3 separate regions of the Homo sapiens genome follow, and all the other regions are linked to region 2. Evidence: chromatin loops called from intact Hi-C (ENCODE). Cell type or tissue: ascending aorta. All regions are shown on one strand. Links, peaks and the distances in the headings refer to the core of each region. The heading gives the core; the rest is flanking DNA.

What was found. A loop is a pair of places that touch in the nucleus more often than their neighbours do. Peaks named below come from ENCODE experiments on the same cell type or tissue, not always from the same donor. Only the 100,000 strongest peaks of a DNase experiment are listed, where the experiment ranks them.
Region 1: a loop joins it to region 2, with 4 times the contacts of the local background. A loop is called at or near these places in 10 of 110 quality-filtered maps.
Region 3: a loop joins it to region 2, with 2.3 times the contacts of the local background. A loop is called at or near these places in 5 of 110 quality-filtered maps.

Annotation. Positions count from the first base shown.
Region 1 is chr9:108,140,420-108,146,083 of GRCh38, reverse strand. All of the region lies in intron 4 of LOC105376214 (a long non-coding RNA gene), which reads left to right. Among named protein-coding and RNA genes, the nearest start is that of KLF4, 650 kb to the right of the region's middle. In ascending aorta, for the core only: no CTCF peak of the experiment used is centred there; a DNase peak (open chromatin) is centred at 3,183; H3K27ac peaks cover 1,792 bases.
Region 2 is chr9:107,748,519-107,754,182 of GRCh38, reverse strand. LOC105376208 (a long non-coding RNA gene) reads right to left here. Exons shown (of 7, transcript XR_930229.2): 2 at 1,632-1,792. Among named protein-coding and RNA genes, the nearest start is that of KLF4, 260 kb to the right of the region's middle. RefSeq lists enhancers at 2,163-2,262, 2,304-3,031. In ascending aorta, for the core only: no CTCF peak of the experiment used is centred there; DNase peaks (open chromatin) are centred at 2,152, 3,292 and 4,212; H3K27ac peaks cover 4,000 bases.
Region 3 is chr9:107,545,608-107,551,271 of GRCh38, reverse strand. No RefSeq gene overlaps it. Among named protein-coding and RNA genes, the nearest start is that of KLF4, 59 kb to the right of the region's middle. In ascending aorta, for the core only: no CTCF peak of the experiment used is centred there; a DNase peak (open chromatin) is centred at 2,771; H3K4me3 peaks cover 632 bases; H3K27ac peaks cover 670 bases.

The DNA.
Region 1 (5,664 bases), core at 773-4,772, 390 kb before region 2:
TCCAGAAAGGTGTGTGCATTTTTGACTCTGCAGCTATGTGGAATTCACCTTTACTAGTATTTTTTTTTTAAATAATTTCAACTTTTATTTTAGATTCAAAGGGTACACATGCAGGTTTGCTACATGAGTACATTGCATCATGCTAAGTTTGGGCTATGATTGATCCTACCAGCCATATAGTGAGCACAGTACCCAATAGGTAGATTTTCAAATTCTGCCCCCTTGCCTCTCTCTCCCTCTACTAGTCCCCAGTGTCTATTGTTACTACCTTTATGTCCATGAGGACCCAGTGTTTAGCTCCCACGTATACAAGAGAACACACGGTATTTGGTTTCTTGTTCCTGTGTTAATTCACTTAGAATAATGGCCTCCAGCTGCACCTATGTTGCTGCTAAGGGCATGATTTCATTCTTTTTTATGGCTGCATAATATTCCATCATGTATATGTACCGCATTTTCTGTGTCCAGTACCCTGTTGATGGGCACCTAAGTTGATTCCACGTCTTTGCTAATGCTTCACCAACATTGATTGGTCTTGTTGTTATTTCTCATTTTTGGGGTTAATTTGATAGTTAAAAATGGTGTCTCTTAATGTTGAATACTGGCAGACTAAACACTAATCAAATGTTTGTTAACCAAATACTTTTCTTCCTCTTTGACATAGGTACTCATCACTTTTGGCCACTTTTATATAGGGTCATGTTTAGAAGTAAGACCTTTATAGACAGATGTATCTGGTTTTGATTTTTTCTTTCTTTTTTGGCCCAGTGGTGTGACCTTCTGCAAATAACCATTGCCTGTCTTAGCATTCTCATTTTGTGTGCATAAATAACCCAATGCCGTCGTGTGAAACTTATATGAAATGATAAATACAGAGCATCCAGGTGAATGTTTCCGCTTGGTGAGAACGGGCTAAGGCATAGCTACTAGTATGATTATGCTAATGGGTATTGGAAATTGTTTAAAAATGATTTCTGAGATGTATTTATATATATGCAGACACACACATACATCTATATATATATAAAAGTATTACACTCTTGTTTTTATTCATTGAAAATGCTTTTCTAATTTCACATTTTTCTTCTTTTGTATTTTTTTTGCAGTGTCTTTTTTTGTGACTTGTGTTATTTCTGATTTTTTGCATTTATTTTATATTTAGAAATTATTTCTGTATACAACAAACCCCTGTGACACAGGTTTACCTGTGTAACAAACCTGCACATACACCCCTGAACCTAAAATAAAAGTTTGAAGAAGTTATTTCCTGCTTTCAAGATAATTTAAATATTTACTGTAATTTTCATATTTTAATAATTGTTTTCTTTGTTTTCACATAAATCTGTAAGGCATATGGAATTTGAATTGGTAGATATGTGATATTAGGATTAAGTAAATGTTTATTTCTTTCCATATTTTTAGCCACTTTTGCTAGTATTATATGGTGAATATTATACCTTTGAATTTTGCATTGAATATTGCTACTTCCATTATTATCATATATTAAGTTCCAGATCATTGTATGATCATTCTAGAACTTTCTGTCTTGTTCCACTGGTAGATCTATCCAGTCTTGTGATAGTATAATCCTGTTTTAATGATTGCAATATTATATATCTTTCGATGGACAAACTCTCTCGTTTCTTTCTCTTGTTTTATATGTGTTCTTAGCTATTTTACTCATCTGTTCAGTCTTTTCTGAATAACTCTACAACGATGTTTTTAATGTAAAAACCTTATTACTATCATGATAAATTTATGTATTAATTTGGGAAGATCTGGCATCCTTGTTCATGCATCTCATCTGGAAACTTAAAACCTTTCTTGATTTTGTAAAATTTTCTTTTGAGTCTCTGTAAAACTCTGTGGTTTCATTTAAATAGATCACACAATTTTGTTAAAGTACTTAGGTGTATATATTAATACAAGTATAATCGATCTTTTTCCATTGTGTCTTTTAAATGGAGATTGCTGTTATGTAGAAAAGTCATCGATTTGATTTTAAATTTTATTTGGCTAATTTACTGAGCTCTCTTAGTAGTTCTATGAGTTTTTACAGCTATTTTTTCTTAGTTTTACACTATACAATCAATTATCAAATAAAGCAGGATTCTTGCTTTAGTTTTCTAAGTTTTGCTCTATTTTATTGGCTGAAGTGTAAAAAAAAAAAATGTTAATGCCACTGGTGGGCATTCTTGTCCTTTTTCCTACGGTGCTTCTGGTATTTCAACATGAGGTAGGACAAAATAGGTTTTATCCTGATGGAAGTACTCAAAGATCATTCTGATTACCTCCATTGAATATCTTTATTAGAGTTATTAGAGAAAAAATGGATATCAGTAGCCCAGAGATATGAGACACTTATGTGTAAGTGACACTTATGTGTCTCTTAAATGACACTTGAGTGGCATTTTAGCACAATGAAAAGAACAGAGGTTCTGGGGTCAGGGACACTAGGGATCTAATGCTTGTTCCAGTACTTGCCGGTATTGGAACATACACACCTACAATTTTTATTTCTTTCTGTTTAATATATAGGTAATAATATTTCTTTCTAAGGCTGTACTGGAGATTCAATAAGCTATGGGAAAAATACCTAAGACATTACCTGATAGATAATAGGTACCGATTATGAAAGACATCCTACATGCATTAACTTTCTTTTGCAAAATGTGGATTGGAAACAGGCAAAATGAATTTCAGTAAGAAAGGATAGACCTTGATGATGACCTCTATAAGCTTCAATTTCTGTCTCTATTTACATGCAAACTGGAGGATTAAAGTCTCCCCTAATAGGGAAAATTCTGTAAATTCTATGACTCTAATTACAGCCACAAAAGCACCCATTTCTCAGATTCTGTTGCAAAGTGGGTTTCAGAGCAGCCCTGGCCCCAGAGAGAGGAAAAGGAAAAGCCACAGGAAACCTGGGCAACAGTTGCAGTTTCCTCCTTGGCCCCTTCTCTGAGAGCAGTGCTGCGTGTTGTTGCAGTTGTACTGTACTGTTCTACCGCGTGGATTCATAGTTAACATTTTTCTTCCAGGCACATTTAAAACGTTTGGCTCACATCCTCCTTGAGCTGTTTTATAAGGGCAATAACCAAGGCCAGGGTGTGCTCTTGTCAGCAGGCAAAGCACGCAGTGGAGGCTGCCAAAGAGTTTCCTGCTCGGGGGCCACCCATCCTTGGCCACAGGATGCATGGCTGGAGTTCATGGCAACTTGCACAGAGCGAGTGCTGGGACTTTCTGTTCTCAGGGTTCATGCTTTGGATTCCATCCTTCAGCCCTGCTGCATTGATCAGTGGAGGCTATTGTGTTTGTGCTTGTTTGGGACTAGCTCAGAACACATGTCACAGCAGCAGTCCAAGGCCTAGCTCTAAGGCTTGGGGCTGGGAAAATGCTCTTGAAAGACTAGCAAGCTGCCCTTCCCTCCTGTTAATGCAGGCTCGGAGTTCCCATGAATCAGCTGCAGGGAGGCAGGCATTCCCTCATGCTATTCTCTGTGAATTAACTTCTGGAATGAGCAGACAGCACAGACGCCAAGTGGTGGGTTTGAGCACTGTTACCCCACCCGCTTTGAAGTCCACCTTCGCATGAGCGGATCTCTTTTCATGTATTATTTATTGCCAGGGACTTTGATAGGAAGAATCCCCAGAAGATTGCTGAAGGTTTTTTTTTTTCTTCAGAATTCCCTTTGATTAGAAGCTGTTGGCTGTGCCTTGGGCAGCTGGCTCTGTCACAAAGCAGGGGCTCAGTGCATCCTCCCAGTGATAGCTGCCATGCCAGCACCAGTGAGGTTCTGGCTGTGACATGCCTGGGACACCCTAAAGAACTACACAAGTAGAAAGGGTATCATACTCCTTCACTCACCAGAAGGGAGGCAATGAGGTCTCATGAGAGGAAAGAACAGGGGCTCAAGCCAGAGAGATGCAAGTTGAAATGTCATCTCTTCTACTGACCCACAGTATGATGTTGACCTCAGTGTTCTTATCCACTAAATGGCAATAAAAATCTTGGATTCACCACCAAACTGTTGCAGAGAATCAATAAGCCATCCAGAGGTTTTCATTTCTTTCCTCTAAATTCCAAAGCTAGTCTGGAAACTTTAAAGCAGGCTGAATGACAACTCTACACTCTCTTAATCTTCTTTATTTATTTTCTAAATTTTTATTTGTTTATCTTTTTAGAGACAGGGCCTTGCTATGTTACCCAAGCTGGAGTGCAGTGGCTATTAATAGGCTCCATCGGAGCTCATTGTAGCCTCCTGCTCCTGACTACAAGCTATCCTCTTGTCTCAGCCTTCTGAGTAGCTGGAAGTATAGATGAGTGCCACCATACCTGGCTTTTCTTCATTTTTCAATCATTCATTCAGTCAGTCAGCATTCAAGAAATAATACTAAATTAAGTAAATAAACGATTAATTAAATAAAAACATTTCAGTGGCTTTAACATTTTATGTAATGTATTAGATGCTAAGAATAAAGAAATATGTGCTCAAGACACGGTCCCTTCCCTTGTCTATCTCAAAGATCAAAAGGTTAAATGACAATAAAATGTAAAGGATGTTACGGTGCGGAAGGTTCAAGAAGAAAGAAATGCACCCAGACAAGATATTTGTACCAGTTTATGGAATGACAGAAGGCCTTCCAGAAAAAAGGAACATGTAAGCAAGTAGATTATGTCAGTCTATAGAGGATAGCATAAAATATTACAAGAATTTAGAAATAGAGACCCTTTGAGAGTGACTGGAAGTGGCCTGCCCTTACAGGTGGATAGTCCATGCTCTGCCATATAAATGAATGGAAATGTCACGTCTTGCCAAAGTATTCAGGTTCAGGTTGTGATAGTCTGTCATTAAATTCAGCCAGGTCCCACTCAACAGGACTGCCTTTATCACTTTGAAGCAAAGATAGGCTCAACCAATCATGGGCTGCCTGAAAGCCAGGAAAAGAGATAGTTGATGTAAACCCAACCAGGAAAGAGATCGGACGGACTGTGAGGCAGAATGTAGCTCATCAACCTCATTTCTTGTTCTTGGACACATAAAGGCAGCTCATTTAATAGCCTCTTCAGAGCCATGCGCCTGGGTGCTGGCCAATTGAATGTCGACAGAGTGTTGTATGACATTTCTAGCCTTGACCATGAAAGGTTTAATATAATCTTCCATGCACCGTGTCCCCCACCTGCATGGCAGATTCACACACCTGGATACCTGACTTATTGCCTGGAGGAGAGCTACCCAGTTGCATCGCCCAGCCTACACTGAACCATTATGTGAGCAAGAAATATTGACCATTATGTGAGCAAGACCTGTGAGCAGGTCTATTGTGTTAACCTGCTGAGGTTATAGAGGTGGTTTACATAGCAGCTAGCGTTACTTAACTTGGCTAATGTGTGTATCTAAACCATCTAGAACCATGACCGACTCATAGTTGACATCTAAGGTCATTAAATTGAATACATGGTAAGAGGTCATCAGTATTTGTTGTACTCTACCAAAGGCCTTGTTTGGGTGAGTGAAGGGCACAGTACCTGGTGAGCTTGAGGATTCTGGTAATCAGTTCACCGGGTCTAACTCTGGGTCAGGAAGGGTCCATATAGCTGAGAGCTACTGGAGCTATTCTGCATGCTGACCAGGTTTCTGGAAGCACATCCAACTCTCCTAAC
Region 2 (5,664 bases), core at 1,136-5,135:
GAACTAACTCACTATCACAAGAACAGCAGCATGGGGGTAACTACTCTCATAATTCAATTACCTCCCACTAGGTCCCTCCCATGACACATGGGGATGATGGGAAATATAATTCAAGATGAGATTTGGGTGGGAACACAGCCAAACTATATCATACACCTATATACACACACATACACACCACCCCCAGGAGAGGAATTGCTGGGGAATAAAGTGTTTAAAACCTTGTAAGTAATGTGTATGTGTGTGTGTGTATGTGTGTGTGTGTGTATATATATATATGTATATATATATATATATACACAGACAGAGAGAGAGAGAAAAAAGTCATGGCAAAAACCACAATTACTTTTACACCAACCTAATATATATGAGACCTATAACACTGTGGGGTGTGTGTGTGTATATATAGATATAGATATAGATATAGATATAGATATAGATACAGATATAGATGGATATAGGTATGTATATAGGTGGACACACAGCTATATACATATCTACACACACACACACCCCCATCTCTCTCTCTCCATGTATATATATGGAGACACATGTATATATCAAACAGAAATGCACACACACTGAAATGTTCATAGCGATGTTATTCATAATAGCCAAAAGCTGGAAACAACTCAAATGTCTATCAATAATAGAATGGATAAATTAATATAGTCACACATTGGACTACAATGATGAGAATGAGAATCTGCAGCTACATGCAACATTAGGGAAGAATTTTATAAAATAATATTGAGCCAAAGAAGCCAGGCTCACAAAAAAAGAAGATATTGTATGATTCCATTGATAGAAGCCATAAAAACAGGCAGAACCAATCTATGGTAGAGGAAGTTGACACATGGTTACCATTGAAGGGAGCATAATAACTGGAAAGGGTCAACTGGGGGCTTCTGCGCTGGTGGATTATATTTACTTTTCTTATCACTGCCTAATAAATTACCCCCAAAACTTAGGGGCTTAAAACAACAATCATTTCATTATATCTCATGATTTTGTGGGTCAGAAGTTTGGTCAGGGCTCAGGTGGGTGATTCTTTTGCTCCATGTGGTTTTGACAGGGGTCACTCAGTGGTCTTTAGCTGGCAAATGGGCTGCTTTGCAGGGTCCAAGAAAACTCTCCTAACAAATTTCCTGCTTTGTCAGGGATCACCAGAAGTCTGGGTTCCACTGGAACTGTCAACAGGAGTGCCTATATGTGGCCTCTCCAACATGGCAGTCTCAGAGTAGCTGGACCTCTTATGTAGTATTTCAGAGCTCCTGGAGAGGGTTTCCAAGAGACCCAGGGAGAAGCTGCAAGGTTTTTTATGATCTAGCCCTAGCAACATTTCCGCTTCATTCTATGGTCAAAGAAGTCATTAAAGCCAGTCCAAATTCAAGGGGAAAAGAGGAAGAATTCCACTTCTCCAGGAAAAGGACATTAATATACTTGGAGGAAATGAACTGATGGCAGTCATCTTGGAGACAGGTGACCAGAGGGAATGTTCTGCTTTTTGATTTGGGTGTTAATTATAGGCTCTATTCAGGTTGTGAACATTTATCAACCTGTATACTTCTAGGTGCCCTTTTCTATGTGTATATAATTTTAATAAAATATTGCAATCTAAACAGACTTACCAAGCAGAATAACCTTTGGAACAGACAGGTCCCATTTGGACAGGTCCCATCTCTGTGGCTGGATGGATACTCCTGCTTCACTGGAGTCACATGGCCCCTCAGCATTTCTGTGACCTTGGGTTACATAGGTGTGAAGGTCAGGCCTCTTGCTCTGTTAGGGTCTCCGTTTCAATGACAAAAGAAAACATTTATTTGGATTACTGTGAGGAAGAATGAGACAAATGAAGAGAAAACTTCTGGCATATCCTAGATGCTCAGTAAATGAGCTTCATTTCATTTCAAGCCCTGAGTGCTGCCTCAGACCCTTGACTCCTAGGCTGCCAAGGAAATTAGCAGCTAGGACTTTCTAGAAGTCTTGCCAGGAGTCCAGAGAGAGCTTGTCTTCCAGCCCCCCTTGCTCACCTTGTGAGCAGAGACAGGGGTACATTCTCAGGCACCTGTGCCCTGCAGGGAGGGCCTGGGTCAGAAGCCGATGAAAATAACTTTGCAGCTGCCAGGACTAGTCCAAAGTCCCCAAGCGCAGTGACAAGTGAATCACCTCAACGAACGCTTAGTCACTGCAAGGTACTTTCCACACAGACACATGGAGATGGTTACCAAAGAAATGTCTGCTGGCTGCTCTCACATCAGCTCAAAGAAAATGTTGTTGTAACCTTTACTTTGGAGGGGGAAAAAATAGCATCACTTTCCCTTTTCCTTTCCTTTTCTTTTTTGGAGAGAGATTCATTGGCAACATTGTTGAAGTGGTTGTTTTTATTTACCCTGGAGAAAGTTTCCAGATAGCTCTGAATCCAGAGCTTTGTATATGTAGCAGTCCCTTCAAGTCTTAAGCTCTTAGTGTCTAAGTGTGTAAACAACCCCCTTAGAGGAGACTGTCACGGACCATCCAGATCACAGGGCCTCCCATGAAGCTCCCTGATGGCAAGCAGAGTCCTCCAAGCTTTTAAAAGTCAGAGATGGGAGGTCCAAATCCCTCTGCCCTGTATTATCAGTATAGCCTCAGGGCAAAGGGTTCCAACTTCCTGAGCCCCCTACTTCTTTATTAATAACAATGAAGCTTCATTATGTGTACCCACAAGGTGGTTGTGAGAATTAGATGAGGTGGTGTGCAGAAGCATCCCCAACAATGCTTGGCATTCTCATAGTAGTTGATTAGTTAAAGTAAGTTAATCTCTCCTTCTCTCTCCTGATTCTTCCTTTGTTATTTCTCTTGCTGCCTTTCTCTTTTTAAACTCCCTCTCTTCCTTCTCTTTTCTTCCTTGCCAAACTTAATCAACCCTCATTCTCTCCTATTCTCTCCTTTCCTCTCTGCTGTCTGCGTGTTTTTTTTTCCTTCCTTTTTTGCCTTGTTTTCAAGCCTCACCCCCCCCCCCCCCGCCTCCACACACACACACACACACACACTCACAGCCATCTCTCTGGCTGGTACAGCTTTGGCATAAAGCTATTGAAAGCCAGCCAAATTCTGGTTAAAAACACTGCAATTCTTGGCCAGACTTTCTCTCCTTACAAATGAGGGTGATGTTTCAGGCATGGGAAGTCTTCCCATCCATTTAGGCCCCAGGGAAAAAAATAGCAACGCCTCAGTGTGTGGCCTTAGGTGGACAGCGAAGTGGGGCTCTGGGTATTGACAGAAATAAATCTGGTGTTTCTGAAAATTGTGAAACATGCGCAGTGAATGTGTCATCCCAGCAAAAGTGAGTCAGCTCCTAGGCCGGGGCCCAAATCTGGCCGCATTTGCTTTCTAAATAGAAAGTGTATTCCTGGCCAGCCCAACTTAGCAAATCAGCGGTCAATGAGAGTGGAAAGACAGGCAGAAAAAGAGACATGCAAATGTATACTTTGCAAGAAGGTTACTGGAAAAATCAAATTCTCTCTCTGTGATTTTAAAAAAAATCATTCATTTTCTTCTTTTCTTTCTATCCTGATATCTGCATCAAACTTTCCTTTTCATCATTATTTTACCCCTTCTGGAGTGGCCTTCAAAACTAGGAACACAGCAAAGTTGCAACAAAGCAGCCTGGAGTAATTGGGTGCTGTAAACTTTGGGGTGAGACTGACCTGAGTTCAAATTCTGACCCCACCTTCAACAAGTTCTGTGTGTGTTGTGTTGTGTTGTGTTGTGTGTGCATGTGTATGTGTGTGTGTGTGTGTGTGTGTGTCCTTGGGAAAATTTCTAACCTCTCTGAAGATTTAGTATCACTTTAACCAAATGGGAGAAATCCAGTGGAGGGTAAAGTAGGTAACATCAGCAGTGCCTAGTTTATGGCAGGTGTTTGTCATCTCTGAGTCACCTTTCTCTTTTTTAGGAAGGGAAGTATGAGGAACTCTGATGCCTCTTCACTCCCTAGTTCTCTGTCCACATGGGGTTATCTCTTTTAGAGGGTGTGAGCACCCAGAATATGGGAGCAGCAGCTTTGCCTCTTCCACTCCAGACATAGAATTTGGAGAAAAGAAGCAACACCAGGCTCAGGGCCTTCTGCGCCAGCATCATGGACAGGCAGGGCTCCCCTGCATCCCTGGCAAGCCCAGATGCTAGAATCATGTGGCCTCCACTCTGCCAGAGGAAGTGATGCAACTGCCCATTGGCTTTGGGTCAGCGTAGAAGAAAGTGTCCTGTTACAGCGTGGGCGTGGCTGGCTTCAGGGCTCCAGTCTGGTGCCCTGTTCCAAACCCACAGCAGAGGGGCAAGCAGGAGATCCTGCCTTTGTGCATAGACTGCCTGCTGTTTACCCAGCTTTGTGTACCACTATCCGGGCCCTAAAAAGGGCCCAGCCAAGCAAGTCATCTCTGGCCCTTGGCCTCTCCCTTCTCTCTGCTCCAGCTCACAAATTGCCCTCACTACAAACACCTGTTTCCTTTCTCCCAGACCCTGTGGGGTCGAGCTAGTCTATTGACCTCATATGCATGGCAGGGATATAATTGAACTCAATTATAGTAACTACATCCATTAAAAACCTATGTAATGTTCATTAAGCCGCCTAGGTAATATGCAATTAATGGCATTACCATATGAATTGTGCATTGGGTCAATAATATGCAGATTATATGTAATGTTCAGTGTATGTATTAATTACAGCACATGCTGGAAAAGCACAGCACTCCAAGCTTGCAGGTCTGTCCCAGTTAGAAACCCTTTTGATCTCATACAAATCCTATTATAGAAGAGCCTTTTCATTAATTGGAACATTTGCTTTTTGGCTCTTTACACAAAGATGACTATTGGAGAGAAAGGACTCTGAAGAGCTGGTTAGCGCTAGAGTTGGGTAAACTTGAGAAGCCTGTATTGGAGCTACTGCTGGAGAAGAGCCATGACCTTCAGGGCAGAATTCAGGCTTCAGAGTTCTGACCTAGCCTTTGCCTGTAATTTTTCTGCCAATCACTGCCATCTCCAATGGGATGTCCGTCATCTGGGAAATGGACATAATAGGCCTTGATGATGCCTACGTCACCAGTACATTACATAGATTCTCTCACGAGGGAGACTAACATCCTTTGGAAAGGCAGAGTGGTAAAGGCATTAAGCATCATTTCCATGAAGCTCCCAATGGAAAATTTCTTCACTAAAAAAAAAGAACCTGCTCCAGTCCTCCCAGCCTGACCTTCATGTGGGTAGGTTTGTCCAATAATGCTCAACCTTAATGAGAGAGCACCAGTGATGTCCACCCTTTAAGTGGGGTTCTCTCATAGTTTCTCTTCAGAGTATATTACTGGCATTGCCAGGGTCCTGGAGTTACCATCTCTGTTTTAAAGAATTTGGAAACAGAGGCCCTGGTGAACGAAGAGAGTTGCCCAAGTTCATGTCAGAGAGTGTCCTTGACATGAAGGAGATGACAGAGGATGGACAGAGAGATGTGCATCTCAAGTCCTTGTAACTGGCTTCTGACTCTGCACCCAGCCTTCACCTCCTCAGCTGACACGAACAAATTTCTGAACACTCACACCCATCTCGTTCTTCTTCCTGTTGTTGACTATCAGGAAAGCCCTGGTCATCTGACCTCCAAACCATCTGGCAGTCCACACTCTGCTCTCC
Region 3 (5,664 bases), core at 773-4,772, 200 kb after region 2:
CTGCCTCAGCCTCCCGAGTAGCTGGGTCTACAGGCACCCACCACCATGCCCAGCTAAATTTTTGTATTTTTAGTGGAGACGGGGTTTCACTGTGTTAGCCAGGATGGTCTCAATCTCCTGACCTGGTGATCCGCCTGCCTCAGCCTCCCAAAGTGCTGGGATTACAGGCGTGAGCCACCGTGCCCGGCCTCTACCTGCAATGCCTTTCTTCCCTCCTCAGCCTCCAATGAGCCTGCTCAAAAGTCAGCTCTGGTCACACGGGAATCCCATCCCAAAACCAGAGTGCATCTTTTACCCCTCGCTCTCACAACACATATGGGTTGAGTATCCCTCATTTGAAATGCTTGAGACCAGAAGTGTTTTGGATTTAAGATTTGGGAATATTTGCATACACATAATGAGATATCTTGGGGATGAGACCCAAGTCTAAACACAAAATTCATTTATGTTTCATATACACCTTATACACATAGCCTATGGCAATTCTATACAAAATTTTTAACAATTTTGTGCAAGAAATAGTTTTGACTGCGACCTATCATATTAGGTCAGGTGTGGAATTTTCCACTTGTGGTGTTACGATGGCACTCAAAAAGTTTCTGATCTTGGCCAGGCATGGTCGCTCACACCTGTAATCCTAGCACTTCGGGAGGCCAAGACGGGTGGATCACCTGAGGTCAGGAGCTCGAGACCAGCCAGGCCAACGTGGCAAAACCCCATCTCTACGAAAAATACAAAAATTACAGGTGGCGCATGCCTGTAATCCCAGCTACTCAGGAGGCTGAGGCAGGAGAATTGCATGAATCCAGGAGGAAGAGGTTGCAGTGAGCTGAGATTGTGCCACTGCCCTGTACCCTGGGCGACAGAGCGAGCCTCCATCTCAAAAAAAAAAAAAAAAAAGTTTCAGATTTTGAATTTTTGAATTAAGGATGCTCAAATTATACTATATTTTATTGAGATCACTGCTTTCCACCTCCCCCAGTATGCTTGGCATTTTCAGGGCAGAGATTTATATCTTACTGTTTATGTATCCCAAGCATCTGGCATGGTACCTCCTACATACGGAGTGACATCAGAATTTTGAAGAATATGGCCAGCACAGTGGCTCACACCTGCAAACCCAGCACTTTGGGAGGCTGAGGCAGGCAGATCACCTGAGGTCAGGAGTTCGAGACCAGCCTGGCCAACATAGTGAAATTTCATCTCTACTAAAAATGCAAAAATTGGCCGGGCATGGTGGCGGGTGCCTGTAATCCCAACTACTCAGGAGGCTAAGGCAGGAGAATCACTTGAACCCAGGAGGCAGAGGTTGCAGTGAGCTGAGATCGGGCCACTACACTCCAGCCTGGGTGACAGAGCAAGACTCCATCTCCAAAAAAAAAAAAAAAAAAAAAAGTTTTAAGAATAAATGAATGTTGTCCACACCTCAATTCTTAAAAGCTTATACTTATGTGTAGCCTCTGCCTATAAGAATTAAGCCTGGGTGTGGTGGCTCACTCCTGTAATGCCAGTACTTTGGGAGGCCAAAGTGGGAGGATTGCTTGAGGCCAGGAGTATGTGACCAGCCTGGGTAATATAGTGAGACCCTGTCTCTACAAAAGAAAACAACAATAATGATAAAATAATACAGATTTTTTTCAAGAAAGTTAATGTTTGTAATGGGTCCCTTAATTTGCACAGAACTTCAAATTAAATTATTCCAATCTTTGGAGTGACCCTCAGGGTATTATTATGACCTTTCCCAGATGAGAGAAACAATAGCCAAAAGTTACACTGTCAAAACTGGTGGAACTGGGATCCTGGCATTTTGGCCCTCCCTTCTCCACTGCAATGCCAGCCCCCGAGATGGCATGTACAAATCTACGTTATCTGTTATTTTTCACATGCTGCCAGCATGTCACAAATCCAGTCTAAATAAAATGTACAACTTCCTCTTGCTACCACAGCTCACCCTCCAGCTAGGATTTCTAATTTGCTGTCACCAACAGTATCCATTCCTGGACTGTGCTCATGCCTTTTCCATAAACCAGGACCATCTCTGGGAATCTGCTCTCCTTCTACCCAAGCCCAAAGCAAGTCTTGGGAAGGGGAAGGTCACAAATCCACCTGTTAGAGAAGGGAGTTTCTAGTTCAAAAAAAGTTCTTCCTCTACATCTCTAGGCATAAGAACCCTATTCCAGTCTCAAGCTACCTCCAAGAAAAGTGGCTCATCCAATTGGCCCTGTTAATTATGCCCAGGAGATGATCCTGGAATTGTGTTTGTGAACATTAAAATCCTAATGAAACGCACTAGGAAGCTTGGCATTTAAAGGATTCCTGCTAGCAATGAGTAAGCCACAGTGAAGATTCCTTCTGGAAGGGGAGTAACTGACCCCAGAGTAATTGTCCTGTTCATCTTATTGATACCTAATGGGTTGACTTAAAGAAGCGCTCACCAGCTCCTACTTCCGGGCCTGGAATTCTTGGAAATGTGGTCTTTCCGGGCTCCCCAATGCTTGGCATTGGAGCCTCGTTTCCTCATTCTGCTTCCCTTTCCTCCTGAAACTGTTTATAGACCTGAGGTCCCGCTTGTGAGCTGAGGAAGGGCTGAGGGCCCTCAGTGAGTTGTCCACCTTTGGGAAAACGAAGACACAGGGTGAGCAAAGCAATGTGCTAAATGACAAATAGTTAAAGATTTGTCTAGATTTCACAATGGCTCTGTGTCTTATATCACTTTCATTTTTATGTCGGAAACAGGATTCAGTGCCTCTTACTCACGGTTGCATCATTGATGACAGAGAGACATTGTGTTTCTTGGCAGAGGCTGGCCCTTACAGATGAACTGGGGAGAGGGGGCTCATGCTGGGCCTGAAACGTACTTTAGGAAGCCTTTTTCTCTCCCCTGTTGGAGACACTTCCTCACATTTCTCTCAACAATGGGTTCTAAGCCCCTCCACCCCTTCCTCAAACTAACAGCCTCATGCACCCCAAACAGGCTCATTCACCCTGAGCAAAGAAGACCCCATCCTACAGTCCCAGTGTTCCTCATCCACACTTCTGGGCCTGCCTCCCTTCTTCCTTTCACCTAAGTCTGCCACCTCCCCATCCATCTGCCCAGGAGCATCACACTAACCAACAACTCCTCTCCCTAAGGTGTCTGCAATCAACTCTTTCCACCAGCCCTTCCTGTCAACATCCAAACATGCCCAGGTTTCTCACACTGAAAAATTAAAAAATAAGTAATCCTTTCACCCGACTTCCCCTCCAGTTATGGCCTTAGCTCTCCCTGCACAGCTTCAAAACTGGCATCAGGCCCATCCTACTCCCAAAACAGTTCTTAACAAGGTCACTGTGATCTTTGGTTGATCAAACCCAGTTGTCAGTCTGGTTTCCTTCCTCCTTCCTCCTTACAGCTGATGCTCACTTCGTCCTCCCGAGCTTTTCTTGCCCACTAACTGCTCCCACAGGTTCCCAGCTTCAGCAGGCTCCTGGCCCCCATGGGCAGGACTGGGAGAAGTTCTCCCTGTAGACAGACCGGCCCTTGAGAAGCCACATTACAGTCTTGAAGGGTCCTATGTTATGGTCATGTGATCTAAAAATTAGTACTTTAATAGAGAAAGACTCCAAGTCCCCATCAATAATAGTTCCTATTTTCCAAAATTCCAGGAATGACTCCAGCCTCCATTAGATGGACGCAATCTTTCTTTAGAAATGCTAAAATTGTGGAGGGCCTTGATCTAGTCAGCTGTTCTGTCTTTACCAGAGATTTGCATATCTCTGGTTTCATCCTAGTTGATAGTTCCTTTCTTAGAAGGCAACCTCATTTAAAGTGGCTAAAATATGCTGTTGCCCTTGGGTATCAACAACAAAGAGTCCTGTAACTGACATGAGACCATCCGCAAGAAGTTCCTGATTCTTCATCTACTGACTAACCCCTGCCCTTGCCCCCTCCTCTGGTTCCTCCTCAGAGGCCTCCTAAAAGCCTTCCCATCCTGTAAGCCCCCAACCCCATTATGCAGTCAGACAGAACTAATGGTTCCCCTCAGCAGTCCCTCCCAGGATTATAAATTTATCATACTCAAGTATTGATTAGTCTTGACATTCTATTAGGGCCATTTAGGGGCTTATTCTCACATTTATTTTCATTTCAAAACAGTGTTAAAAAGCAATCAATAACTGCCTGATACCTAAACAAACACCCAGACTCATTATGTCAATAACCTGGTAAATGTTTTACTTGCTGGTTTCCAGCTGCCATGAGGAAAGATCCTCCCATTTGCCAGATGCTCAAATGGTGCCTGGAAAACAGATCTATAAGGTGCATTATCCTAGGAGGGAGCACTACAGTAAATCAACAATTTCAGGGTTGCTGAATGTTTCATAGCTATTTTTTGTCAGGGAGGGGGGTAAAGGCATGGTGTACTGGAAAAAGCATGGATTAAACTTGGATTCATAATTCACGGTAAGACTGTAATTCTTACTGTGTCACTTACTAGCTCTGTGTAGTCTCTAGAACTCAGTTTCCTCATCTATACGCAATGGTTAATGCAAATAACAGGATGGAGTGGGCACAGTGGCTCACACCTGTAATCCGAGCACTTTGGAAGGCCAAGGCAGGCGGATCACCTGAGGTCAGGAGTTCGAGACCAGCCTGACCAACACGGTGAAATCCCATCTCTACTAAAAATACAAAAATTAGCCAGGCATGATGGTGGGATCCTGTAGTCCCAGCTACTTGGGAGGCTGAGGCAGGAGAATCGCTTGAACCCAGGAGGCAGAGGTTGCAGTGAGGCAAGATCGTGCCGTTGCACTCCAGCCTCAGTGACAAATAACAGGATGGCCTCCCCTGCTAGGGATTGTTAAGGTAAGAGATATGAAAGCCCTTTGTGTGCTGTTAACTTCATGAGCCTTTTGTGAGCTTCAATGCCCTTGCTCAAATGGGCAGCAGAGTTGCTTTTGGCTGGTATCATGGATGATCTGTGATAGAAGAAAAACTGGAACAGCCAATTAAGCAGCTCAACTTTGCCTTGACCCAGCTGGTCACTTTGGACATAGTATGCCTGCATTACTTCACAGGATTCTTTGGAAGACAGTGACATAGGAAACAGCAAATGGTTTCCAAGGGGCAAGCAAGTCTTGGAGCACTCAATAGTATAAGCCCTTTATGAAGAAGCAAATTAAGGACATTTGTTCTTCTTCTGCCTGGGTAATATCAGCCACAGCAACAAGCACTGACAGAAAAGGAAAAAAAGAAAAGAAAAAGAAAAAAAAAAGAGAGAAACAGTGGAGAAACCATGTCTCTACTAAAAATATAAAAATAAGCGGGGTATGGCGGCGCGCTCCTGTAATCCCAGCTACTTGGGAGGCTGAGGCAGGAGAACTGCTTGAACCCGGGAGGCGGAGGTTGCAGCGAGCCAAGATCCCGCCACTGCTCTCCAGCCTGGGCGACAGAGCAAGACTCCGTCTCAAAGGAAAAAAAACATTTAGTCATCTACTGATAATATGAGCCACCCAACCCAACCCTCATGTGCCCAGTCTGGCAGCAGAAGACCCCTGCAGTCTGACCTTGAACTGGTCACTTCAGTTTCCCGTCCTCTTCATCAGTTCAACTAGGGACACTAAGAGAGCCCTCCTTCGGTGGTTATCTTGTCAGCATCAAGTGAGGTAATACATTTGAAAGAATTT